Regions from separate parts of the Homo sapiens genome. Here regions 1, 2, 3 and 4 are each linked to region 5. A link is a loop called in an ENCODE intact Hi-C map of the cell type or tissue named here. Cell type or tissue: B cell. All regions are shown on one strand.

What was found. Peaks named below come from ENCODE experiments on the same cell type or tissue, not always from the same donor. Only the 100,000 strongest peaks of a DNase experiment are listed, where the experiment ranks them.
Region 1: a loop joins it to region 5, with 2.1 times the contacts of the local background. A loop is called at or near these places in 4 of 110 quality-filtered maps.
Region 2: it touches region 5 in a loop (5-fold over the local background); 8 of 110 quality-filtered maps call a loop at or near these places.
Region 3: a loop joins it to region 5, with 15 times the contacts of the local background. A loop is called at or near these places in 5 of 110 quality-filtered maps.
Region 4: a loop joins it to region 5, with 7 times the contacts of the local background. A loop is called at or near these places in 33 of 110 quality-filtered maps.

The regions. Positions count from the first base shown.
Region 1 is chr6:334,558-339,557 of GRCh38, reverse strand. It overlaps DUSP22 (dual specificity phosphatase 22), which reads right to left. Exons shown (of 7, transcript NM_001286555.3): 4 at 4,395-4,444. Among named protein-coding and RNA genes, the nearest start is that of DUSP22, 45 kb to the right of the region's middle. RefSeq lists a silencer at 359-558. In B cell, no CTCF peak of the experiment used is centred here; DNase peaks (open chromatin) are centred at 476, 1,547 and 2,667; H3K4me3 peaks cover 3,245 bases; H3K27ac peaks cover 3,742 bases.
Region 2 is chr6:486,021-491,020 of GRCh38, reverse strand. It overlaps EXOC2 (exocyst complex component 2), which reads left to right. Exons shown (of 28, transcript NM_018303.6): 27 at 1,983-2,042; 28 at 4,257-5,000. The coding sequence ends at 4,350. Among named protein-coding and RNA genes, the nearest start is that of IRF4, 97 kb to the right of the region's middle. In B cell, no CTCF peak of the experiment used is centred here; DNase peaks (open chromatin) are centred at 570, 1,810 and 2,860; H3K4me3 peaks cover 259 bases; H3K27ac peaks cover 2,767 bases.
Region 3 is chr6:1,379,712-1,384,711 of GRCh38, reverse strand. The region is part of intron 1 of FOXF2-DT (FOXF2 divergent transcript); the gene reads left to right. Among named protein-coding and RNA genes, the nearest start is that of FOXF2-DT, 7.2 kb to the left of the region's middle. RefSeq lists enhancers at 1-162, 163-942 and silencers at 2,615-2,664, 2,775-2,874. In B cell, CTCF peaks have their summits at 2,536 and 2,736 (motif pointing right); DNase peaks (open chromatin) are centred at 681, 2,911, 3,761, 3,931 and 3 weaker places; H3K4me3 peaks cover 339 bases; H3K27me3 peaks cover 4,734 bases.
Region 4 is chr6:186,786-191,785 of GRCh38, reverse strand. LIRIL2R (lincRNA regulator of IL2RA) reads right to left here. Exons shown (of 2, transcript XR_926349.3): 2 at 4,040-5,000. LINC03066 (long intergenic non-protein coding RNA 3066) reads left to right here. Exons shown (of 8, transcript NR_126020.1): 3 at 2,137-2,310; 4 at 3,880-4,050. Among named protein-coding and RNA genes, the nearest start is that of LIRIL2R, 8.9 kb to the right of the region's middle. RefSeq lists an enhancer at 2,418-2,477. In B cell, CTCF peaks have their summits at 1,070 and 2,793 (motif pointing left); DNase peaks (open chromatin) are centred at 1,674, 2,795 and 4,039.
Region 5 is chr6:389,466-394,465 of GRCh38, reverse strand. IRF4 (interferon regulatory factor 4) reads right to left here and starts at 2,714. Exons shown (of 9, transcript NM_002460.4): 1 at 2,657-2,714; 2 at 1,098-1,368. The coding sequence starts at 1,313. RefSeq lists enhancers at 298-347, 388-497, 4,695-4,744 and silencers at 748-807, 848-1,027, 1,328-1,377, 1,558-1,667, 1,778-1,827 and 3 more. In B cell, no CTCF peak of the experiment used is centred here; DNase peaks (open chromatin) are centred at 1,475, 2,735, 3,135, 3,245 and 3 weaker places; H3K4me3 peaks cover 3,660 bases; H3K27ac peaks cover 3,199 bases.

The DNA of each region.
Region 1 (5,000 bases), 55 kb after region 5:
GAAAAAAAAAATCTGTAATTACTTGCTTCATGATGTCAAAGTACAAAATGCCAATGTAATATATATTAAAGCAAGATGAGTAAATATAAGTTAATATGCATCTAACCATTCACTTTCAAAACATATTAATACTCTTTACTTGAATAGACAGAAAATATAATCATATTTCCAGAAATGCCTAGTGTTCATAAAAAACACTTTCACTTATATCATCTCACCTAATACTATAAAAAACCCTGTGAGATAGGCATTTTACAGATGAGAGAAGAGAGGTTAAAATGACTTTTCTAAGAAATCCCAGAGAGAAAGCAAAAGCAAGTGAGTATTTCCAAAGCCCTTAATTCACTAACCCATACCACGCTGGCCACTTGGGGAACACGCAGTGTGTGCATTTGATACAAACTCTAGGACGCCTCTAATCATGACAAAATCATGCAAAACACACCACAGTAGGTCTGTGGGGTTATTACAACTCTGAGAACTTGAACTTTTACATTTCCTGACTTGGCAAGGCTAGCTGGTTGGGGAACTGAGCTGAAATTCTAACATGTTAATGTTATCTCAAACTAGGTTTCTGCATTTTAAGTTCCTGGAAGATCAGAGAGGGAGATTTGAGAGGATAGAGGCCAAGACAGAAAACTGACCTTTCCGGGCAGTCTGCAGCAACTGAATGTCAAGTGACAACAGCTAGTCTCAAAGGTCACACATCTCTTACTAAGCATAACTTGCCAGAATTCCTGTTCGTGCAGGGATTTGTGGGGAAAAATTTAAGATATAGAGTGTTAAATTACATCAAAGCTGGCATTCATTTTTAAAATCTGTACTTAAGTTTAAAACAATGAGCAACATAGTTTTCCAGAATTTATTTTATCATTGAATAGAGAAACTCTGAAGCACCGAGAATTTTTTAAGTGGCTAAAGAGCTACTATTTCAAATTGTTTAGGTCCTGCAGAACACAGTTTCCAAGTGACAGGTAAGACTTCTTTTGCTTTTGTTAACTAGAGAAATACGAATATTTGTCGTCTGACCATCCTCATTGGTTGATGATACAGAAAGCAAAAGTTGATTGTCAGCACCTGATACTTGGTAATAAACACCTTAATAAATACCCCGAGAGAGGTAGGTGTTCTGCCTGCCAACTTGAGGGGAATCATTTGATTACATGGTGAAAATATGCTCACCATTAAAAAGTACACTATGCCTTCCAGTAGAACACTTGTAACAGGTAAAAAGAAACTCAAGCTATTTCATCGCCTGCCTCTTAACAAGCTGAGTCACTCAAAGTTCCGAAGTCAGCTCCACCATTTCCACATAACTTTAGTACAGCAAGCAATATTTACAGTCATGGACATATGTGTGTCGAAGCCTTACTTATTCACAAGATTTGCTGTTACTAATGGGTTAAAAATAAACGTTTCCCCCAAAAATCACACAAGAGCATGACTCCCAACAGCAGAGTGTCCACTTTTCCCCACCTTTTCATGAGCTACGGTCCTGACTTCCTTTTTCAGCTGAAACAGAAGTCTTACTGTCGTAGCTTCACTGGAGAGTGCAGCACGGCGCATCCTCCACTCACAAGCCCCAGACACGGCACTGCCACACCTACCTAACCCCTAAGCCCACCCACGTTTCTAGTTTGCCTTTGTAACTCTTTGTCATCCAGATACATCAAAGGCCAAGAGCCAGTCATCCAGCCAAAGAAAGAGTTACAAAAGCAAACCATAAACTTAACAGGACCTCTTCACATATTTGGGATAGGAGAGAACTAATTAAAAGGGTAGGAGGAGGTGAGGGGTGAAAAATTGCTTAAAGAGTAAAACGTTCACTATTCGGGTGACGGATGCGCTAAAAGTCCAGACTTTGCCATTAAGCCTTATATCCATGTAACAAAATTGCACCTGCAACCCCTAAATCTATACGTATTTTAAAAAGAAAAAGTATGGGCTAGTCCTTCAGCACCAAAGGTGACTGGAATTAGGCTGGTTTTGACAGATGATCTGAACTGACCCACGAGACCTAGAACTCAGAGAAGAAGCTGGCATATCTCTGTCTCCCCTGTCCCTCCATGTCAGCAGGTCTCTCAAGTAACTGAAGCAGGCTTCCTGGGCACCAAAACTTGTTATTGCAACTACCTTTTCTGTAACTCTCAAGATACATTAATATACGCTGAGTGAAAACAGACTCAGTTTTACAAGTGCTCAGAGTTCGCAGAAAACACCTTCACATACATGCCCTTGCCTCCAAAAACCCTGAGGGCAGGCATTTTCAGATGGGAGAATGGAGGTGTAGATGGGTTAAAATGACCTGCCCAAGGTAGGTGTAACTGGCTTTACAGTTGAGATTTTCTAACATCTACGCCTACTACTTACTTGTCTATAGTGCAAGGGGTCACTCCACGCTTAAATCAGGTCACTGTCACAGACAAGAGAGCACTCAGCTCCTAGCAAAGCTGAGAAGCACTGGGGACAGCTCAAGGACAGGTAGCCACCTGCACTGACAGCAGATGTCCAGAGCCCAGAGTGGGTCACATCTGAGTTTTTCTTCTAAAGAATCAAATTGCCAATCAGGTACTGACAAGTTCAACAGCATGTCAGAATCTCGGTTTGAGATAAGAGCAAAGCAACCATTCTAAAAATAGCCACCAAAACATGGGCAGAAGATTGCTATGGTCTTCAGAGAAAGGCAGTGGCTCACTTCCTTCCGTGTGCACCATGCCTTCCAACCACTTCTGTTTCTTGACACGACTAGTAACCAAGGAAGTTCTCTAATGCTGCTTCTCCTCCTTCCAGGCCTAGAGTGCTACTCTGTTTTCCTAGGAAAATCCCCCCTCCACCATCCTCAATCTTAAACGTTCACCTTTCTGTGAAATATCAAGAGTGCATGTGGAAACACAGCCCCTGGGGAGCACACAGTGGCTCCAGCTTCCCACCTCCCGTTCCCCTCCTGATCTACCACCTCACTTTTCCCATGTCAACCCATCTTACTCCAGCTCTATTTTTTTTCCCAAAAAGGTAGATCTCACAAAATTATCGCATAACCTGTGATTTCTCTGCTCTGCCCCAGTGAAGGCTCAAGGTCGGCTGATGGCCAGCGTTCAATAACTCCCAGAGTGGTGGCACACCTAGGGTCCTGAACATTGGGGCACATGGTCTGCACTCCTGATCCATAGGGTGTGCGTGCACCAGTGCTTGGGGCATAAAAGGGGAATCCAGACGAGCCTGAGGACTCCCAAATTCACAAACTTCACCACAGCCTACAACTTCCCTGTGACATGCAGTAACACACAGTTCTAGGAGGGTTGCTGTGTCTTTGACCTGTGGCATATAGCACTGGGCCAACCTGAGAATCAGAGGCCAGACTCAGTGGCATGGGATGCTAAGTACTTTACTTCCAGCCCCAGCCTTTCAGCCTGCACAAGTCAGATGTGTGCTTCAGGAAAACTGTAATCTACTCCACATCATGATATTTCCAGGTCCCTTCTATACAGCCAAGACGGACTGCTAAAGCTGTAGCTGCCACGGGTCCCCAGAGCCCTATCCCTTATCTTGCCAAAACCTAATCCTATCTGTCTCCACGGGATTTCTTCAATATGGAAAAGGGAACAATTATGAATCTCTCTATAGGTGCAGAGTTAAAATAACATCAAAGGTTTATTCTGCTATGAAGAAATAGAGGACTGGACTTTCCTAAGCCACAACGACCTATTCATTCCACTCCGCCAGGCTTTAGCCAGCATGCTGCCCCATAAGGCAGCCGCCAGCCTCCTGGGGTTCTCAAGCCCTGGAAACACAGCTGGTCTGAACGGAGATGTGCCAAGTATGAAACAGCACGCCAGAGCCCCCAGACTTCGTATGAAAGAAGGACATAAACTTGCTCATTAATTTTTTATATTGAGTACATATCAAAATAATATTTTAGATACACTGGATTAAGTAAAATATATTATTAGAATTAATGTTGTCTGTTTCTGTTTGCTGTTTAAAATGTGGCTCCTAGAAAATTTAAAACTGCCCATTTGTGGCTCACTATCTATTTCTATTGGACAGCGCTGCTTTAGACAGAACCCAACAAATCCTTCACGGTTTTATTTCTAGAGGAAAGATGAGCATACTAAAGGTTTAAGGTATCCTTTGTAAACATCAGACCCTTCTTGTGGACAGCCCATGAGTCTCTCTGCATAATGGAAGGACCAGTCAACCACAAGGAGCCTCCTGCCACAGCTCATCCCAGCCTGCCTAGCGTTGGCCTCTGTAGGCTCACAGCCTCTTCCCTGGCAGGGTCAGCAAGGGTCCCGTGAGCTCTGACAACTTCACAGTCTTCTACTTCTCTGACTTTACCATCCTCTATTCATTTTTTTAAATGTCTCCAAATAATACAGAAATAAGAAACTTACAGGTTTTGAGATGGTGAATCCGCTGCTGGGATGCACAGGTATTTAACTCCCTGCAGAATAATAAAAAGTAAATACATAAAAATAAAAACATGAAACTCAGTGGAGAAAAGTATTTAAGGAACTATTTACACAGGTCAAAAAATAAAAAAATAAAAAGGAGAAGTTTTTCACTCATCTTTTGTTGCCAAGGAACTGCAGAAAAACTAATTAAAGTTCCTGGTTATTTTCCGTGACCATGCGTACAAATAATCCTGCTTTGGTTTGCAAACAGCCTGTAGGTTTAGGCAAAATTCAAAGGGCACATCAAAAAAGTGAAATAGTTGAGTACTTTTCAGTAAGTTTCAACTACTTTCAAAACCAGCATCTCAGATGTTAGTTTATATATTCCAAATTTTTTATATATTTCATTTAGGATTCTGAATGTTCAAAAAGGAAGCACTGTTCGTAAGTAAAAACCTTAACAAGAGTGAAAACTATAATGTCACATTACAGCTTTCTACATCAATTTTAGTACCATGACAGCTACAATTTCACTGACGCACCAATACGAGCTTTACCCTGGGGATAATTTGTTTTATTTTGCTTGCTTTTCAGGACAATAAAGGT
Region 2 (5,000 bases), 97 kb before region 5:
GAATTTGTGATGTGATAAAGTTTATGTCAAGGCCACTTTGTAACACAATGTAAATGAAAGGGGTTTAATATAATTTTTTCATTTACTACTGACAAATCTTAGTCTTATAATACAGCAGAGTATGACATACTTCTTAAAGCAAAAGAGGATAAGAACTGAGTCTTAGTCTGTTCATAGCAGACTCTGAAGGACAGCTCAAGTGCTGTAAATATCAGTATAAGAGGAAGCCTTGTGGTTTCTCTGCAAAATTTTGTAGTGGAAATTTGATAATTTTTAGCTGTTTTGAATGAAAGTCAGGATTTCCTACCATTGAAATATCAGTAGGTGAAGTGAAGCAGAACTACTGTTTGTCTGTGCAAAATTGTTTACTACGTGGGCAACATTACCTAGGAAATACTGGGTTATAGTGTTGATGTGCCTGAGAAGCCAAGTCGTATGCAAATGAAATGTTTGAGGACACTGTAATATGCTTACTCACTCATTTCCAGCATCTGATAACATGGCTTGCTGTCATTCTGTCAGCTTTGCAACTGAAAATACGTTTTCCATTTTTTCCTAACCAATGAAGTTAGCCTTTCATTCCCGTCGGTCACAGCTCACCAGCAGCCATTTTTAGTGGGCCATGTTCACTGTTGAGCCACACCTTTTCCCAGCCATCGTTTGTCTGTACAACATACTAACAGGATGGAAAGCACCCAGCCCATGTTGGATGTGTGCACACTTCATGCAAATGCCTACCCTCTTCCTGCTGACTTAGTTTTAGAGTATAAGGTACTCATCTATAGAGGAAGTTTAAAATATTCTAGGCAAGCTTTTGAGGGTGTTAAATGAGAAAATGTGCCAAATCACTTTTTAATTTTCAGTACCCTGCCAATAATATGTAGTATGTTTATCATTATTGTCATACTGTCAAAACAATTACATCACATTTCTTTCAATTAATCAAAAAGAGGTTCATAAGAAACAAGCTGATGGTGGAGGTAGCGGCAGTGGCTTCCACACCAGGAAAGAGGCCGCTGAATGTGGGAAGGGACCCGAGTGCGCCAAGCCACCCGTCCCACACCCCACCGCGCCCTCCCGGGAGCAGCTGGAGATGCCCAGCACCGGGTTTTATGACTCTGTTGGAACTTTTCAGTCTTTCTCTCTGTTGCTGTGACACTTGCCCCTGATTTGAGGAATATTGCTCAAAAACGTATTTCCTGGTAGATTGAGGATGTTTTTACAATATAAAAGCAACGACCCCCTAAAGTCAAGAATTGCAGTATTTCTTCACCTTAACCAATCATAAGAGAGATAAAAGAACTGTTCCTTTGTGAATGGTACAAGTTAATTACCACAGTCTCCCCTATGATGCTTTTCATTTGGTTTGGTAATTTTTCTAATACTTTCTCCTTGTAAAAGCTAAACATCCCACAGTTTTCTTTTTAAAATTCTTTCCTTTTACCTTCATGTAAAGAACTTACATTGAATTTTTAAAGCATCTATATAGCTCTCCATTTTTCTACAAGTTTTAAGTAGACTGTAATTATTACAAGACATTGGCTGTAGATCAGGCCCTGTGCAGGCCAAATACTGTAAACACCCCACTGTGTCATCTTTCAGAAGGTCATCCCCATTTCTTAGAGTAACTGGATTATCCCCAGCTGCTTGTTTTGAAAAGACTCCTTTTAAATTAAACATGTTCACATTAAGCTCTCCTCTATCACTAGCATCCTTTCGAAGATGTTTTTCCTTTAGCTTTTCAAGTAGCGTTTCATTTCCTATTTGAGTTTTTCTGACCCCGTTGCTACAAAGCCTCCACCTGGTAGCTACACCTTCGCTTTTACTTTTACTTTTTCTATTGTTTTTCACTTTTACTTTTTCTCATATTTCCTTGCTTCACTGGCTTTTATTGGCTTCTCAATAATTAAGGGATGCTTAAGAATTTGTCAGCAGTTCTCCTGTGCAAGGCTTCAACTTCAGTGTGGCTGTTTGTGTTTCAGGTCAAGTTTTAAGCAGGCTTTGGAAGCCCTGCCCCAGCTTTCCAGTGGAGCAGATAAAAAGTAAGTCCTGTGTGCTGTTCTTAGGAGCCAGTTGAATGTGCTCAACAAGGTTTTGTTTCCTAAAATACCTTTTAAAAATAATGATTTGGATTCTAGGAAGAGCAGAATCCAAATAAGAATCAGAATAAGCAGATATACCTACTTAATAGCGTTAGTAGGTACATCTCGTCACCTGTAACTTGCATGTCTTCTGAGTGACAGAATAAGGTAAGACCTTTCTTCTGGGTTTAGGAGAATTTAGAAGTTGGCTCTCGTTTCAAGTGACTGGTATAGAAAAGGTCTTAAGAAAGCTATCTATGACTTATTCAGTAAACTGTATTAGTAGCATACATAAGAAGTAATGGAAAAAAGAAGACAGCATAGTAAAATGCAGGAGTCGGTGATTTTTTTTTTAATTTTTGAGTAATTCAGTAGTATTTATTTTGTGTTCTATAAAATACAAAATGTTATGAAAGTAGATGTGCACATATGGCATAATAAAGTTTTATATATACATATATATTTCATTAGACCACACTGATGATCTCAACCTGAATTTAAACTTTACTACTCATAGAACAGGAAACGGACCTAAGAGAAAATCTAGGCCAGGTAAATTTCATAAATGCCCAGGCTCCCCCGAGCTGAGGCAGTCTTCATTCCTTCACCACCCGCCCTGCACGTGGCTGCCGGGCCCATAGACAGGCACATGTGGTGCACTGACTGAAATGCTGGCACCGTGAATGCAGTGCAGACTCAGTGCAGGGCAGAGAGATCACATAGGCTGGGCCATGGGGGGGAGCTGTCACATGGCATCGACGCACAGAGCAGGCAGCAGACCAGCCCTTCCACCATCAGTCCCCGGGGGCATCGCCGCCCCGCCCCGCACGCATCCCACGTGGGCACATGGCAGCTGTGCAGACAGTGCCTGCACAATCAGCCCTTTCTTCCTTTTTCTTGCTGCTTCTCTAACTTCCATCCTCTATTTGAATTGGTTCCAAACCCTGTTCATTTCTTTAAAATAAATATGATAAAAGATTGAAACAGTCACTGCTACGTTTCATATGTGGAACAGGGCTCAAAAGGTAGTGTGTCACGAACAATACACACCCTGAAATGGCCCCAGGTCAGGACTATATTTTAGATTTGCTGTGGGGATAGCATTCTAATATTGAACATTGTTAAACCGTGAAATAATCTCTTGACCTCAGTACTGTTAAACCCAGTTCTTGGTTGCTGCATCCAAACCAGGAAAACTCTAAGATCCTTCCTAGCTTTAAAAATTAGATGACTTGGGCCGGGCGCAGTGGCTCATGCCTGTAATCCCAGCACTTTGGGAGGCTGAGGTGGGCGGATCACGACTTCAGGAAATCAAGACCATCCTGGCCAACATGGTAAAACCCCGTCTCTACTAAAAATACAAAAATTAGCCGGGTGTGGTGGCGGGCACCTGTAGTTTCAGCTACTCAGGAGGCTGAGGCAGGAGAATTGCTTGAATCCGGGAGGTGGAGGTTGCAGTGAGCCGAAATCGCGCCACTGCACTCCAGCCTGGGCGACAGAGCAAAACTCCATCTGAAAAAAAGAAAAAAAATTAGATGACTGTATCACATCAGTTGGGGAAACAGATTGCGATATCAGGCAGCAAAGCGATTTGCCTAGTGGAATTAGCCCCTAACCCTGCTTGCCCTGGTGGTTAACTCACTGCTTTCGCTCCCCACTCTCTAATACCTGTTAATACAAAATGAGAGGAAGGGAAAGTCAGCAGTGGCTGCTGGGAGATGGGGTTAGGGAAGAGGCTGACTAGAGGGGCAGCAGGGGAAAGGGTGCAGCCATGCCACGTGCTGTAGCCTGTTACACTCCGGTATGGCTTTGCCAGCGTTCATAGAACCATCTAACAAAAAGTGAATTTGAAGGTGTGTAAATTATTTTAGAGTTGAATTTCTAAAAAAGAATAGGCCCAAACATCAGTCTGTATTAGGGAGGAATCTAATCTTGGGAGGGGATAGGAAGGAGATGTTTCTGTACAAACATAAATACGTTATCAGTATATCCTATTTGATCAACTTCTTTGATGTGTTTCTTTTGCTGAGTTAAGGATCCATAGGTAGAACTTTTCAGCTGCCTTCTCCACACAGCAAGCCCAGGCAGAGCCGGGCACTGGCTCCCCTGGTGTTTTCTTGCGTTGCTAGGCCGCCCCATCTGTCGGGCTGTAAAACAAGTGTCTCCGTCCTGCAGGTTACTGGAAGAGCTCCTGAACAAGTTCAAGAGTAGCATGCACTTGCAGCTCACCTGTTTCCAAGCAGCTTCTTCAACCATGATGAAAACATAAATATCTGCCACATAAAAGAAGTCCAGGAAAATAACACGTAATAAGACTGTTCACTCTCTAAGTACCCTAAAGGTATTTGGTGTATTAAACATTGGGTTTGCCATTTTTCTCTTTTTTCTTCCTCTGACTTCGAAAATTGTTGGTATACATTTCAACCAAAATGACCTCATTTGAAATGCCCAGGAAGTATTTGTTTTGCCATTCTTACTAGATCAGATCCTGTATGACTTTAAAATACATTTTAAAATATATTTTGCATCTCAGCAGAAGGTTGAGTGCTGCAGGAAGAGCTGCTTCTGCAGGGAGTTTTCTGGAATGGCGTGGCACATATTGAAGCATTTCTCAGTGTCCCGTTCACGGAAGCGCAGGCAGCTCCCACGACACACGGAGAGACTGACTGATACGAGATTTGGAAAGCTATGTAGACATCTTTGGAGCTCTTACTGTCCTAAACTGTACAGCTGTGCTTAAAACCCTCATTTCATATAAATGGCCTTAAGTTTTCTAATTCAAGCGGGTTTTTGGAAAAATTTATGGTCTCCATTAAAATACATATTACAACTGGGGTAGATTATTTGTGGTCCAGGTGTCTGTGATTTAACTTTGCGTTTTGCTATCTGATTTTTATTTTTCACAGGGCTAAGCATGAG
Region 3 (5,000 bases), 990 kb before region 5:
AGGCAGAGAGAAGGGGCTTAGGTTGGAACAGAGTCGGTCTGCGTCTCCCAACGGGGGAAGAAGGGGGGGCACCCAGCGGCTAAAGAAAATAAGTCAGGAAGCCTGTACCGCAAGTATTCCTGGAAGCAAGTGTGGGTGCCGGTGGCCCTCAGCATGTTAACTTTTCGCCCACTGATGCTGCTGGAAGGGACGTCCCCATGCTTTAGGTCGCAGGACAGAGCTTGCAGATGCCTTGGAAACCGGTAGGAGCCAAGCTGCGTCCTGGGAGACCCCCGAGCTCTGCACACCTTCCCTCCGCCCTCCCGGCTGTGGCAACGCTCGGGGGTCGTTTAGGGGTCCGCGTGCCTTTTGCTCCGCGGCCCCCGGCCTCGGATCCCCTCCTCCCGCCCGCCTTCCCAGGCTGGGGAGAAAGATGGCTAGGCCGCGCACACACGCTGGGCAGGGTTGGAGGGGCCGCGGGGCCCACCCAGGAGGCGCCCGCGGGGCCTGAAGAGGTCACTCCGGGCACTGCACGCGGGAGGGTGCGCGCCGAGGGCTACGGAAGACACCAGCCAAAGGCGCCCGGAGGTCGCCAGGCCGCGCCTGCGATGCCCTCCAACCGAGACCAGAGGCTGGCCGGCTGCGGCCGCGCGGGGAAGCGCCCTGGAGGTCCCAACCCAGCCCGGGCAGGGCTTTCTTCTCCCGTCTGGCTGGTCTCCTCCCCGCTGCCCTCCCTTCCCCCAAATAAATAAATATTTCCGAGGGCGGCGAACTCGGCGGGGCGCCGGGTCCTGAGCGCCTGGGCGATAGATGAACTTCCTGGCGCATCAAAACTCCCCTCTCGTCCTCCCCGCCGAGCTCAGGATATGGGGCGCGCTCGCTTCTCTTCAGAAAAGGAAACGTAGCTCTTCCAAAAATATAAATCAGCTCTGACGTCCAAATATTTCTTTTGTCCTCCAGCATCCTCTGTGGGGATAAATAAAACGTGCTCGGCGCCCAGAGGCCGACTAGGGACCTCAGGGCGCCCCGACGCCGCCTCCGAGAAGCTGCTTTGGGGAGCCCCCCAACCCCACCCCTCCCCGCAGCCTGGCCAAAGGCCCCGGGCCCCGGATGCGGCCTGACCTTCGGGCGGGCTGCGGCGGCGGGAGGGAGGGACACAAGCCCTCCGCGGAACCCCGGCGGCCTGCGAAGGCGAAAGGCGCCCGAGGCCGACCCAGTCGGGGAGGGGAGCTCGTTCGCGATGGGCCAAGAGAGGCCGGGGAAGCTCCGGGCGCGCCCTAGATGAGTTTGGGCCCCCAGGCTGCCTCTCCAGGCCGAGCTGTGCCAGGGAACCTACGCCCCCTCCCCTTCATTTCCGTCGGAGTTTCTGACCCCAGGGCAGCCTCCTCCTCGTGGGGACCCAGAGTAGTTCAAGTTTGGAGCACGGAGGGCCCCGACTGCGTCTTTTCCCAGCCGAGGCTGAGGCCGAGGCTGCTGCTCCTCCAGAAGCCAGTCGGCTTTGCGGCCTCAGAGGACACCACTGGCCTGGGGCGTGGCCCTCGAGGCTCTCCGCCCGTCAGACCTGGGGTCGGCTTGAGCCAGGTGACCCTTTCCAGCACCCCTGCCTCCCAACTCCCGCCTCCACCTTGGGGGAGGTGGACAGGTTTTCTGTAGCGGCTTGGAAATCTATGCCAAGGTAAACCACATGCACGAGGGTGGTTGAGATGCAGGGTTCTACAGGGGCTGAAGGGAGATCCTCCTAGGGGAGCACGGTGGCTGGAGGCGTGTCCGCACCTCCACTCCCCTTCCTGCTCCCCTGACTCCAAGGCGCTGAGAGCCCACGGGCCTTTCTGCTGCCCTCCTTTCCCAAGAAATCGCCCCATGGCACCCACGCGGCCAGTCTGCAAGGCTTTGGGGGTCAAACGGCCCAGGCAAGGAGAAATCTCCATCTGCTCAGGGGGAGCTCATCCTCCCCTCACGCCCTGTGCCCCACACCGAGGACTGTGTTCCAGGCCTGGGGCCTCGGGGCTGCGCGGCGGGGGCTGGTCTCCAGCCGCCCCTTCTCTCCAGGGGGGTCTTTATTGATGAGCTGCCTCGAAAACCCCCACCCAGAACGTCCCAGAAGGGTTTAGACAATCCATCACCCACCACTTCAAGGATGCTTCCTCCCTTTCAAACACAATCCTCGCACACCAGACGGGCTGCGGTGGGGAGGGGCGCGCACTTGAAAAGAGAACAGCTACATAATCAACGTCAAAGCCGTCCCGCAACCTTTCGGAAACAGGGACTTGGGCCAAAAATCCCTCAGGATGATTTACGGGGGCCCCCTCGCCCTCTCCGCCTGCCTCCACGTGACTCTGGCCCGCGCCCGCACGGCAGCCGCACACCCTGCCCCGTGCCAGGCAGCCCCGGGCCCCTCCGCGGGGAGTTCGTGTTTTAGGAGAAAGTGCTTTTTTCTCTTGGGGCCCGGGGGAAAAGGGGTCTCGGCCTGGCCAGAGAGTGCTTTGGTGGCTTGGTCGCGGTATCCTCGTGGGTGAACTGCGAAGGCCGGGCCTGGCCTCTTGGAGTCGTCCCACGCAAGTCACCTTCCCTCCCGCCAGAGCCCCGGGATTGCGCGGTGCGGGCTGCGCCTCCCTCTCCCCTCCGCGCTGCGCCTCCCTCTCCCCTCCGCGCTGCGCCTCCCTCTCCCCTCCGCGCTGCGCCTCCCTCTCCCCTCCGCGCGGGAGCGGGAAGAAGCCGCAGTTCCTCCGGCTTCCGCGGGGTGGCGCCAGGCTCTCGGGAATCGCGGCCCGCGGGGCTGCCCGGCGCGGCCGTCACCTGCTCGCGGCTCCCGGCGCCCCGCGACCCGTGGCCCCGCAACCCCTGCAGCCGAGGCCGGCCGGTGTGTGACCCGCAGGCGGGCAGGCTTCTGCAGCATCGCCTGTCTCGCGCTCGGCTGGCCCGCTTAGGGCACGTCCCGCGTTCCCGCCCTACCCTACCCGGACCCGCAAGAAGAGGGGGCAGCCGAGTCGCGCGTGGGCACCTCTCCGCGGGACGCAAGCGTCTTTAGGCTTTGCTGAAGAAACGATCATTCAGTTCCGTTATTTGGTTCTCTGAAGCAAGGGACGGGGGCTCTGTGTCTTCATTTGTAAGTTGTCCCGGAGCTCCTGGAGGTGCCCTGCGGTTTGGTGGAAAACAAGCAAATCAACAAATCATCCCACCCGCCCGCCCTTGGAGAAGCTGGATTCGGCCGACTCTGCGCGGCGTCAGCATTCTGTCCCTGAGGAAGTACCTCGTCTTTCGGTGGCTACAGGGACAGAAAGACAGCGATTTTTAAAAATTGTGATTTTTCATTTCTTTTAGCTTCTTAAGAACACCCTTGCAGCTGTCTAAACTCGTCCTGGTAGAAGTCTGCAAGACAGGAAGGAGCTTGAGGGGTCGTTGTGGGGCCGGCTTGATACAAAGGGGAGGCACCAGGTGGATCGGGGCGTCTCAGCCGGGGCTGCAGGATCTTTTTATATTTGTTATTACGAAAAAAGTTTCATAGTATACCAACGTGGAGCGAGTATACGCTCTCATACGCCCATCACCTACATGTAACAGTTACCAAGGTTTTGCCACACTTGCTTCATTCATCTTTCTGTTTTCATTTCTTGCTGAAATATTTTAGAGGAAATCTAGACATCATGTTTTAAAAGCGCACTTTGTAACTCCTCTCCACATCTCCGGTTCTAGCTCTCATACCTAAGATTACATTTTGGCATATGCACGCACACCTTCCCATGAGGAATTTCAAAATAGGGCTGAGACATTGTTGTGGATGTGTATTTTACAAACAGAACTCTCCATTTCCCCAGGTGACTTACAGCTCTGAGTTTCTTGGCTTTCTTCTGGCTGCTGGATCTCCAGAAAGGCTGGCAAATGTTCCCTCCCCCACTCTCACTGCAGGCCGGGTACACGCAGTGGCTGTAAACGGTGAAAAGGAGTGCTGTTTCCTTCAGTCACCAGAGTTAATCCCAGGATGCCTTCCATATATGCCCGACAACATAATGTATCACAAGAGCACGTGTCCTTTGAAAATATCTGCAGGTATGCATTGTCCATGTGCACCGTACAACAGTTTCCAAATCATTTTTTTCCTGACAGTGGCTAGCTGTGGAAGAATTTTTCATATCATCTGAAAGTGCCTGAGGGAGAATTTCAGACTAGGCTGGAGAGGTGAAGGAGTCATGGGGAGTGGACCACGGAGCATGGGAGATAAGTTTGGCTTTATATCCAGCCCCCTGCCCCGAGGACTCCGTACACATATTTCACAAATAGTTGTTTATTGATTTATTTGTTGTTTTTGCCCCCCAACAATCCATGTTGTGCTCTTAGCATTTCCCTCACCCCCAACGCCACCCTGCACAGATGAGTGGCGATGCGGTGGTCACATTGCCCTCGTTTACAGTCTGAGAAGTGCACCTGCTCCTGATTACCTTAAGTCACTTAATAATGTTTCTGGGCTTGTTTCTGTTTTATGGTAAAATGGGGATCAGGAAAACAAAAGTAAGAAAAAATGATGCCCCCTCCCACAGTTATTATAAAGGTGAAATAACGGTTATAAAAAGGTATTAACATTCTGACATACACACATTTATAGTTATTTTTGGTTCAATCCAATAAAAACACTTTAGTTTTAAGGCACCCTCTAAGTTTCACGGTACTTGGGATCTCTCATTCCCTGGGTAATCTCTCATAGGCGGATTTGGGTTTGTCTTTAATGAGGAAAATATGGGTCCATTGTCTACAAGTGTGAGCCTGCCTATGAGGACCGGGGTCCCTGGTCTCCGGGTGTTTTCGGGCTGTGGGTTGGTTCTCTAGGGCTCCACTGCAAAGAGGGAGCTCTGGGAGAGGGAGAAGGAGAGGGGATGTTTCCCTTGGTTGGACCTCGAGGTTGGTTCCTCCAGGTATATCAGATTCCTTTGCAGCACTGGGGGTCCAGCCACAGACAGCCGGTCTGCATTCGAGGAGTCTTCTGCCCCCGAAATCCCATCCGGCAGAACGTGAAAGTGCAGTGGAAA
Region 4 (5,000 bases), 200 kb after region 5:
TGGCCAATGACCTTCCATTGCTAAAGGAAATCAGGAAGCTCATAGGTTATGGTGCTCCTGAGCCAGTTTTCACACCACACTGCACTCTGGCTGGGGCTAAGTCCTTGCCCTCCCGCGGCACTTTGAGACAATGAATCATTCCCTTGTTGGGTGGGGAGGCACAGGTGGGTCCCTATCCAGGGATCATGACCAAACACACCCAGGCACCTGATGGCTGCCCCCAGCCCTCCCTGAAGAGCTCAATCACTCCTGTGGAGGTGGAGCTCAACAACACAACACTTCTCTGAAAAGAACTTTGGGCCTCAGGGCATGAGGGGGGTGTGTGATGTCATGGGGGCTTCTGGGCCCCTTTTCTGTTCTAGTGAACCAGAGAAGGTGATTGTGGCATCTCAGACCCCCAAGGAAGGGGGAGGCAGGGTGCAGCCACACAAACAAACAGTGAGCAAGTTCCCTGCGGGTTCAGAGCCCTGGCCTTGGCACCATCATTCACTCTGTAATCATTGAGTTGGTCCCCAGATCTTCCGCTGATTCAACGCTCATGTATTAACCTCCTGTCCATCTCAGTCGTGTGCTGGGCGAGGACCAGGACACAGGGAAGCCCAGTCACAGCCCCGAGGCACGAGACAGCAAAATCACTAAGCACAGAGCTATCAGGCCTCTGTTGCAGCGCTGGTAAAGCTCTAAGAAAGCACAGTTAAGCATCAGGAGGGTGTCACTGAAGAAGGGAGACTTAGGTTGAACTCCAGCTGGGACTCAGATGTGAGCAGTTGCCATGAGGCTCCTGAGAACTGTCTAGCTCCTGAGTGTGGTTCCCTCCCAGGTAGGACGGGAGGGGTTCAGGGGAGGCAGAGGCTTCTGACTTGCCTTCCACAGTGCTAGGGAGCCAATGTCTGTCCTTGAGCAACCATAGCAATGTAACAAAACTGGTTCTTTATGGTTTGGGGACTGCAGCACTTTGCAGAGGATTGGCTGGGGAAAGACAGGTCAGTAGACAGAGGCCCCCTGGAGGTGAAGGTGCAGGCTGGGGAGTGGGCGTGGGAGATACAGGGAGGCTTGGCTAAGGCTGGCATTAGGGAGCAGGAAGACACAAAGCTCTGTCTCAGGCTTCTTGCTTGGGTGTTGTTCTGGGTTGAATCCTGATTCTCTTTTCCTCGAAAAAGAAAGTTTCTATGTTGAAGTTCAAAGCAGTTCTTGAAAATGTGACCTTATTTGGAGACAGTGTCTTTACAGAAGTAATCAAGTAAAAATGAAGCGTTAGGGTGGGCCTTAATCCAATATGACTGGTGTCCTTACGGAAAGGAGAAATTTGGAGACATGGACACACACGGAGAACATGTGAAGATGAAGGCAGAGATGGCAAACACAAAGATGGCTAGCAAACCACTAGAAGCCCTCAGAGGCTCCAACTCCGCCAGCACCTTGCTCGCAAACTTCTTGCCTCCAGAACCGTGAAAGTATAAAGTTTCCGAGATCTTAGGCCCCCTGGTTTGTGGTTCTTTACAGCTCTGACAAACACACACAGATGCCTATGAAAGGGTGATGGCCTCAGAGGGCTAGGGGCTGGGGAAGCCAGCCGGTTTGAAGAAGAGAGCTTGTGTGGGGTGGGACCTGCTGAGGAGGGGTCCAGCTTGGAATGTGGGAGTTGTCAGGAACCCCTGATTGGAGCCAAGGAACCTCCTGGCACAAAGCAGTGAGTTACCAGTCTCAGGGGACACTTAAAATTGGAGCTGGCAAGGGGAAGGATTAACAAAGGTGGCAGAAAACAGTCACAGAGGTAGGACAGGGCAGAAAAAAAAACAAAAAAAACAGTCACAGAAGCAACGAGAAGAAACTGTTGAGAGGGTTGAAACCCTGGGGACAAAGCAAGTGGGAGCAGGCCGCCCCGTTGCTGTTGAACGCCCCGGGAGTTCCAGTCCAACCGGGAGGTTTGCCTCCCCACTCCGAAGGAGAGGGGGCTGCCCAGGGGGAAAGGACTGGCCTTCAGAGTGAAAGGAGATTTTCAGCTATTTGTTATTTTGGCCATTGTCCTAGGGCAGGGGCCGTTTCTGAAGTTTTATGTGGAGACTGAATTTAAATCCAGCCACTGAGCTGAAGAGAACAAGATGTACTTTTTTGCTTTCTCTCTTTTACTCTTAGAAACTTCATGATGATCAACCACACCTCACATTTGCTTCATTCAGTCTATGGACCAGGAAGAATTTTCTGTGACACATTCAGGTTCTTACTCATTTACAGAGTCACAGATCTGTCAGCCTGGGAACCGGCCCCCAAATGGAAGACCTAGGCAGTTCTGATGGGTCCATCTGCAAGGTATGTTTTGCAAAGGGCCCCTTTACGTTGAATTCCCTTTCCCTGAAACATGGCAGGGGAGGAAGAAGACACACACAAAAACCCTGTGTTCTGAAATAACAGGAATTCAGTGACAGGCCTCAGAGGCTTGTTGTGTCCTTCAAAAGTCATCCTCAGAGGTAGGGCCATGTCAATGTGAGAATCTGTATTCAAATGAGGAAGCCACCTTACCCATGAGGGCCCTTGTGCTGAATTTTATGGAAAGATCTGGAAGTGTTGCCCACACTCAGGTACTATTAGCAAGTGTGGGGTTCATCCGTACATCAAATAAGGGAAGCTGATGTAGAGATGAACCCGTGCCTGCTGATTGGTAGGATTCGGATCTGCAGGATTATATGTGTGACGCTTAGGAGTTGGGTACAACTTTGTTAAAACAGAAACATTTTCTCACCACACCAAAGAGGCTGTGGCAAGGCCTGCTTCTCCCACAATCATCTGGCTCCCTCTAGCGGGTCCCTGGCCACTGGACAGTGAGGTGGAGACTATGGTCTCGCCCACGCTAGCTGACCGACCCATCTGTCAACTCCAGCCCAGAGCTGTGGGGAAAGGAGTCGGGGAACCACCTGGAGGCTGAAATTCGGATGGAGCCCTCAGCTCTCAGGCACCCTCCTTCGTGAAGCCTTCCCAAGTCTCCCTGTGGTTTATCACACGCTTATGTGTGTTGATGTATCAGGCACATATTGCCTAAGAATTCACGTACGTCTGTCTTTTTCTCTAGACCATGAATAACTTGAGTATATATTTTTTCTGTGTTCATTTTTGTTTTCTTGGCACCTAGTACAGTGCCTGGGACAATAGTGTTAAAAAATAAGTGTTTAGGCCCAGCGCGGTGGCTCACGCCTGTAATCCCAGCACTTTGGGAGGCCGAGGCGGGCGGATCATGAGGTCAGGAGTTCAAGAGCATCCTGGCTAATATGGTGAAACCCCATCTCTACTAAAAAAAACATACAAAAAAAAGTAGCCGGGCGCAGTGGCAGGTGCCTGTAGTCCCAGCTACTCGGGAGGCTGAGGCAGGAGAATGGCGTGAACCCAGGAGGCGGAGCTTGCAGTGAGCCGAGATCGCACCACTGCACTCCAGCCTGGGCGACAGAGTGAGACCCCGTCTCAAAAAAAAAAAAGTGTTTATTGACTTAGTAAGGAAATAAAATGCCAGCTAATTCAGGCTCCTGTGCTCCATATACAAATAAAGGGCTGGCACTGCCAAAGTTAATCTATACAACAGTGGCTAAGCTCTTATTTCTAAGGATGCAGATATTGGGGGATATGAACCTTTCATAATGCACATATTTTGACAGAGTTAAAGCCTTAAGTTTTCTGGAAGAAATAAAATGTTAACTGGATCACTACACTTTTAACTTCCATAATCAAAATATAAAATCCTATAAACACATGGCAGGAAGGTTTTGATGTGTGACTTACTGGGAAAGCCCAGGGGTCTAGGGTGGCCAAGGGCAAGGGGAAGAAATTCGGGGCAAGGAAGCACTGACTGTCCATGTCTGATGGGGACTGAACATGCTCTTGTCTTTCAAGGGGAGTCACAGAAGTGTGTGATGAGGAGAGGAAGAGATACAACAGATGTCTTATGAGAAGCAGAGGGAGGACCTCAAGAGACTGCCTGGCCCAGTCCCTCACTAGGCGTAAGAAACAAACTCACCCATCCAAACCCGAAGAATGGACTCAGAGACCCAGAGAACAGCGAAAGTGAGATTTTTAATAAACAGTCAGTCTTGCAAAATCGGGTGTCTGACGGACAGGCACACCCAGCAGTTTCAACAAGCAATTTGTCCACTAGTGTGCAGGCTCCTCCCCCAGTTTCCCACAGGCTGAGTACTATGGGGTCACAACCTTCCTGGACGTCACCTATTGATTGTTAGGCAGGGGCTTTAGGTGTTTTTGTTTGTTTGTTTGTTTTTAGGGTTGTCTTGCTGCATTTTGTCACAGCCCACAATGCATTGCAATCCTAGTCAGCTCAGGGGCTCTTCAAGTATTTCACTTACGACCTAAGTAGCTGGGCTGGCTGATAAGAACAGACAAAGGGAGCTATTTTGCAGGCTAGTAGTAAGCTTTCATTTTAGACTAAACTTCTTCGGTTCTGGTGAAGGCAACTAATGGGGGGTAAGCGGGGAAAGGGGGAGGCCTACAAGCAGGCATCAGCTATCCAAGCAGGGGCCTCGAATATCCTGTTTCTTCTGTAGTCTGCTGACCTAAGCCAATTTAAGGCACTTTGTCTTGGAAATGCAACACTGTATACATTATGTCCTTCACTGGTGAAAATGAGAGGGGCTGTGACTGACTCAGTCCCATAGTCACAGGCACCGGAACAGTCCCCAGCCTGCCCCTTGACTCAGAGCCCCCATCTCCAAACTGTGCCTCAGATTTGGGAGCACTAACGCGATAACTTTGACTTCTTTTGTGCTGTAGTGACCAGCCTTCTGAAAGTGCCCAGAAATTCTCTCTGAAGTGTGTTTGAGGCCATGGGACGGAGGGAAGTGGCCTTTTAGCAGTACTGGGCAGGCAGAATTGGCAAGAGTAATTGGAAAGCTAAGGTACCTCAGCAGCAAGAGGTCTGGGACCACAGAAGCAGGTCAGGAAGCTGTTTTGGGGCCACTACGACCTTTGGATGTGGACTTTGCTTTCAGGCTTACACAGTG
Region 5 (5,000 bases):
AGGAATCTTGAAATTGTATTTCTAAAAGAAAGAATGGCGCATAGGTCCTTCAGATTTACACCGTTGCTCAGAACGTAAACTGAAAGACCCCAGCTATGCTCTAGGAAAATGATTTTCCATCTTGGACCCTATCACTGCCAAGTTGAAGACACATTTTCTGGGTATTTATAACCGGTAGAGTGAGATGCGGAGGTTCCTTGAGGGGGCTCTACCCACCCAGTGTCTGAGTGAGCTTGCCTAGGACTAAGGACAGCTGTGGTGTGAGCTGTCACCCACAGGAGACATCTGGATGGCAGCACAGCTGAGGCACTCTGAGAGCAAATTGAGACCAAATTCCCGGAGGAAGTCCCCTTCCCCTGCTCTGCCCACAGGTGGGGGCTGGGCCCAGACACGTAGTTCTCTGGGTAAACTGCCTTAGGGGAGAACAATCGTAACAACGACACACGTGTGTGCACTCGCGCAAAGGGCAAGGGAGACAGCTCTAGACAGAGGCCCTGAGTTCCACTGCGATGGGGGAAAGAGAGAGACAGAGACACACAAAGAGAAAGACAGAGGTGGGAGTACCCGCAGAGAGCTAGCAGGAGCGAGAAGAGAGGCTGACCTCAGGAAAAACATGGAGAGAGAGAGACTCAGAGAGAAAAGCAGCGAAAAGAGAAACAGAGACGCGGTGAGAGACGAAAACAGCCGCCGGCACAGGCGCGGACGCACGGAGAGGGCGAGGGGGACCCACGGACGGAGGCGGCAGACGGGAGCCCGGAGGAAGGGCGGGAGGCTTGCGTGGAAACGAGAACGCACGGACGAACGCGCAAAACCCCTCAAGCCTTTGGCCGCCCTTCCCCGGGCCCGGCCGGGCCTTCAGCGGTTTCCCTGCAGCCTCCACGCGCCCAGGACCCGGCTCCCGGCCCCCGCGGTCCCGCTGAGAGCCGAGGCCTCCTTTCCTCCTCCTGCGGCTCCGGCGACGCCACCTGATGCCTCCGCCGCCCGCCCGTCCGCCCCGCGCGGTCCCCTGGGCTCGCCTCGGAGGCGGCGCCGGGGACCCCGGGCTCTGTCTCTGGGCCCTCCCCGGCGCGCCCCCGCCGGCTCCCGAGGCCGGAGACCTTGAAGAGCGCGGCGTCCTCCTCGCGGTTGTAGTCCTGCTTGCCCGCGTGCTTCCAGGGGATGCGGAAGATGCTCTTCTCCTCGTTCTCCCACACCAGCCCGGGGTACTTGCCGCTGTCGATCTGGTCGATCAGCCACTGGCGGAGCTTCCCGTTGCCGCAGCTCACCGCGCTCATGCCGAACTCTCCGCCTCGGCCGCCGCCCTCCAGGTTCATGCCCCGCGTGCCGTCCGCGCCCGCGCCCGGGGTCCTCCGCCCGCTCTGCTCTGCACTGCGGGGAGAAGAGCTGCCCTTCAGCCACGAGGCACCGCACTCCGGGCACCCCGCCCCGATCCCCTGCGCCAGTGACCACGAGGCCCCGGAGTCTTTGAGGCTGCGAAGCGCGCGCGTGCCGTGTCAGGGTCGTCCGGGCCCCCGGAAGAAGGCACCTTCGCGGCCGGCCCGGGCGCATCCCCTGGGCGGGCACAGCCGTCCGCCTTCCGAGCTCGGCCCCCGCGAAGGCTCCTACCCGCCTGCTCTCCTGTAACGCACCCGCAGCCCAAAGGCTCCCGACACGCGCCGCTCGTCTTGCACCCTCTCTCCCCACCCAGCCGCCACCCCTCCTGGCCCTCCTTCCGCACTCACTCGCAGCTCTCGCTTGCCTTCGCTCACTCCCAACCCGCTTCTCGCCCCTTCCCCGCGACTCTGTCAGTTTCCACTCCCCTGGCGGCCTCCACGCGCGGAGGACCTCGCCTGCGGCCGGGCGTTCCAGGGGCGCAGCCCCGGGTTCCTCCACCCTCCGCTTTCTCTGCTCGCATCCAGACCCTTCGCCCCGAATAGGACCCCTATCCCTGCCCAGCTAGCGCGCACTAAGTGGGCTCTGCAAACGACAAGTGGCGCAGACGCGGGGGCTGCAGCCCCAGTACGGGGGATTCCGCGCGCAGAGCGTCCGCCGGACCCCGGAGCAGGCCCGGGAGAGCGGAGGCGGGGAGGGCGCGGGAGAGGGCGACGACAGCTGCGGAGCCTGGGAGGCAGGGACCGCGCCAGGCCGGCTAGGCCACCGCACGCAAGGCTCGGAGCGACCCAAATGTGGAGCTCCTCCTCCTCCTGCGCCAGCGGGTGAGCACCGCGCCGGAGGCCGCCGTGAGCTTGGGCCCCTTAGGAACGAAGAGCAGGGGAAGGAGCCTCGGATTGGGGTCCACAGGGCCGGGCCTGTTTCTCGCAGGCAGTTGTGCCGTCTTGTGTGGGTGCCTTGGACGGCCCCGCCTCAGCCACTCCTGGGGCCCCGACAGTCCGGTTAGCTCATCCCGTCCAGCTTGTGGCGACCCCGTCGCAGGAGCGCGGAGGGCAGGCGGGGAGGCTCGGGCAGAGCCAAGGAGGCGGGCCTTGGAGCCCAAACCAGCGCCTCCGGCTCAGCGCAGATGGGGTGGGAGTCGGAGCTCCAGGACGGGGCGCGCTCCCTTCCCGCTCCGAAGCCGGGGTACCCTGCGCTGCCCTGGAGGTCGAACCTCTGGTTCGCGCTCCGGGTCCTCTCTGGTATCAGCCTCACACCCCTCCTCCTGCCCGACTCCAGCCCTTACCTCGCCCTGGACTCGGAGCTGAGGGCAGCGGTGGGTCCCAAGATCGAGCGGTGAAACTGAGAGTGCGAGGTGGGAAAGAGGAACTTTATAGAACTCTCTGGGGCGGGGCCTGGGGCGGGGCGGGGCGCCGAGGCCTGTGGGGGCCGGGGGTTGGACTGGGGAGAGGGACTTTGCAAGCCGAGAGCCGGGGCCGGCCGGGCGGGCGAGCCTCAGGGCCGGCGTGAAGGCTGGGGGCTGCCGCGGCCGGGGTGGGGTTCCCGCGCCCTTGGCGACCCTCCGCGCGCCGCGCCCGGAGAGCGCACCTCCAGCCGGGCGCGCGCCGCTTCGGGGACTGTCACTGGGGCCGTTTCCCGCGAAGGGCGAGGTGCGAAATGCGAATCTCGCCTTTGCGCCAGGACCTCAGGAGGCCAGTCAATCACTAAACTGCAGCGATGTGGCCAGGGCGGGAAATGGGGGGCGTGTAGTAGCGGGAATCTGGTGCGAAGGGGACTTCGCTTTGCAGAGCGTGTAACGGAAGACGGAGGAATGGTCCAAAGAGAACTGGAGGTGGAGGTTGCGGGAGCACCCTCGGCAAGGCCATCACCGGGAACCCTGCCTCTCCGCGGTGTTTAGAGAACATCGCACTCACTAAAAAGAAAATAGGAAATGGCCCAGCTCCCTTGAGCTATTAAGCTTGATTCAAATACTGTCTCTGCGTGTCTGACATGCTTACATCCTTTTGCATCTATTAGGCTGGTGAATTGAAGTGACTCAGACAATGCCCCGGCCCCGAAGTTTTAATTATCTTAGCATGAAAGAGATGGGGGCGGGGAGAGGCTCCCTAAGGATCCAAGTGCTTAATCACTTCCAGACTTCAGTTCACCTTAAAATGATGTCGTTTTAACCTCAACCTGGAGGAAAGCAGTTTACCAGTGGGGTATAAAAGCCCAAAATAGGCCAGGCGCTGTGGCTCAAGCCTGTAATCCCAGCACTTTGGGAGGCCGAGGCGGTGGATCGCCTGAGGTCAGGAGTTCGAGACCAGCCTGGCCAACACGGTGAAACCCCATCTCTACTAAAAATACAAAAATTAGCCGGGCGTGGCCCCAGCTACTTGAGAGGACGAGCCACGAGAATCGCTTGAACCCGGGAGGCTGAAGTTGCAGTGAGCCGAGGTGGGCGACAGAGCAAGACTCCATCTCAAAATAAATAAATAAAAGCCCAAAATAGGAATAATACTTAAGTGGACCAGGGATTTTACATACTTTTCCAAGATGTCCTTAATCGCAAAATTAACCCCCTGAGCTTTCACCCGTTGAGCTTTCGATCGTCTGAGATGCTGAGTATGTGCATTTACTTCGCATTTTCAGGTAAACCATCAGATCTCTGGTTTCTATATGATTTTAGACCACCACCACCGTAGGTCAACCTGCAACTTTTGAAAAGCTTTTGATTTCACTTATTTCTCAGTTTTTGTTTTAATCTTATATATTGGGTCAATGTCTCCTAACCAAAGAAGAATCTATGTTTAGGCTAGAGCAAAACAGGTAGTGAGGTATGGATAGGTATGCTTTTCCTAAAACCAACAGACGTTCTCAGAAATTAACAGGATGCCATTTTTTATTTCACCCAAGTAAGTTTTCCATTACCAAAGTCTATGTAATAAACAACAGGGTTTTGTTCACAAAAAGTTCTGGTCACAACCTGTTTTTCTTCCTTTCCTTTCACAGATTTATTCACTTGACAAATGTATTTTGAGCACCTGCTACTTGTCAGGAACCGTCCTAGGCACTTGGAACACATCAGTGAACAAAGCAAAGATCGTTGCCTTCTTGTTGCATTATATTTTAATCAGTGTTACCTTTCCCTCAAACGTTCACAAACATACCAGAGAGGAGTTTGCTGAGGACAAAAAATGGCAAATGAGAGCTTTTTGCACTTTCGTATACGTGTCCTCTGCACCGGGTTTAGTCATTTTCAACATACCCTCCCCTCACTCATCCACATCCTCTGCTTTTAGTTCAGAACAACAGTCGTTGTGTGAAACTCTGAGCCTTCACACCACTACCTTGTTTTTAAATGTAATTGCTAATCTTCAACGCCATCTTCTGGTTTACTCATTTGCCATATTGATCCACTAGAAGTTATTTTTCTTAATGATGATGTGAATACAAGTAATAAAACATTTTAATCACTAAAACTCCGGATGGCCTCATTACCCGTCAGGGAGGCAGTGAACAGGTAGCAGCTGGCAGTGGTGACCAAGGACTTTTATATCTTAGTCACGATTGAAACAAAAAACGGCAAAGGTTCTCAAATTGAAAAGCTTCCCCACCAAACTCCCACCCCCTCCACACACTGAGACTTG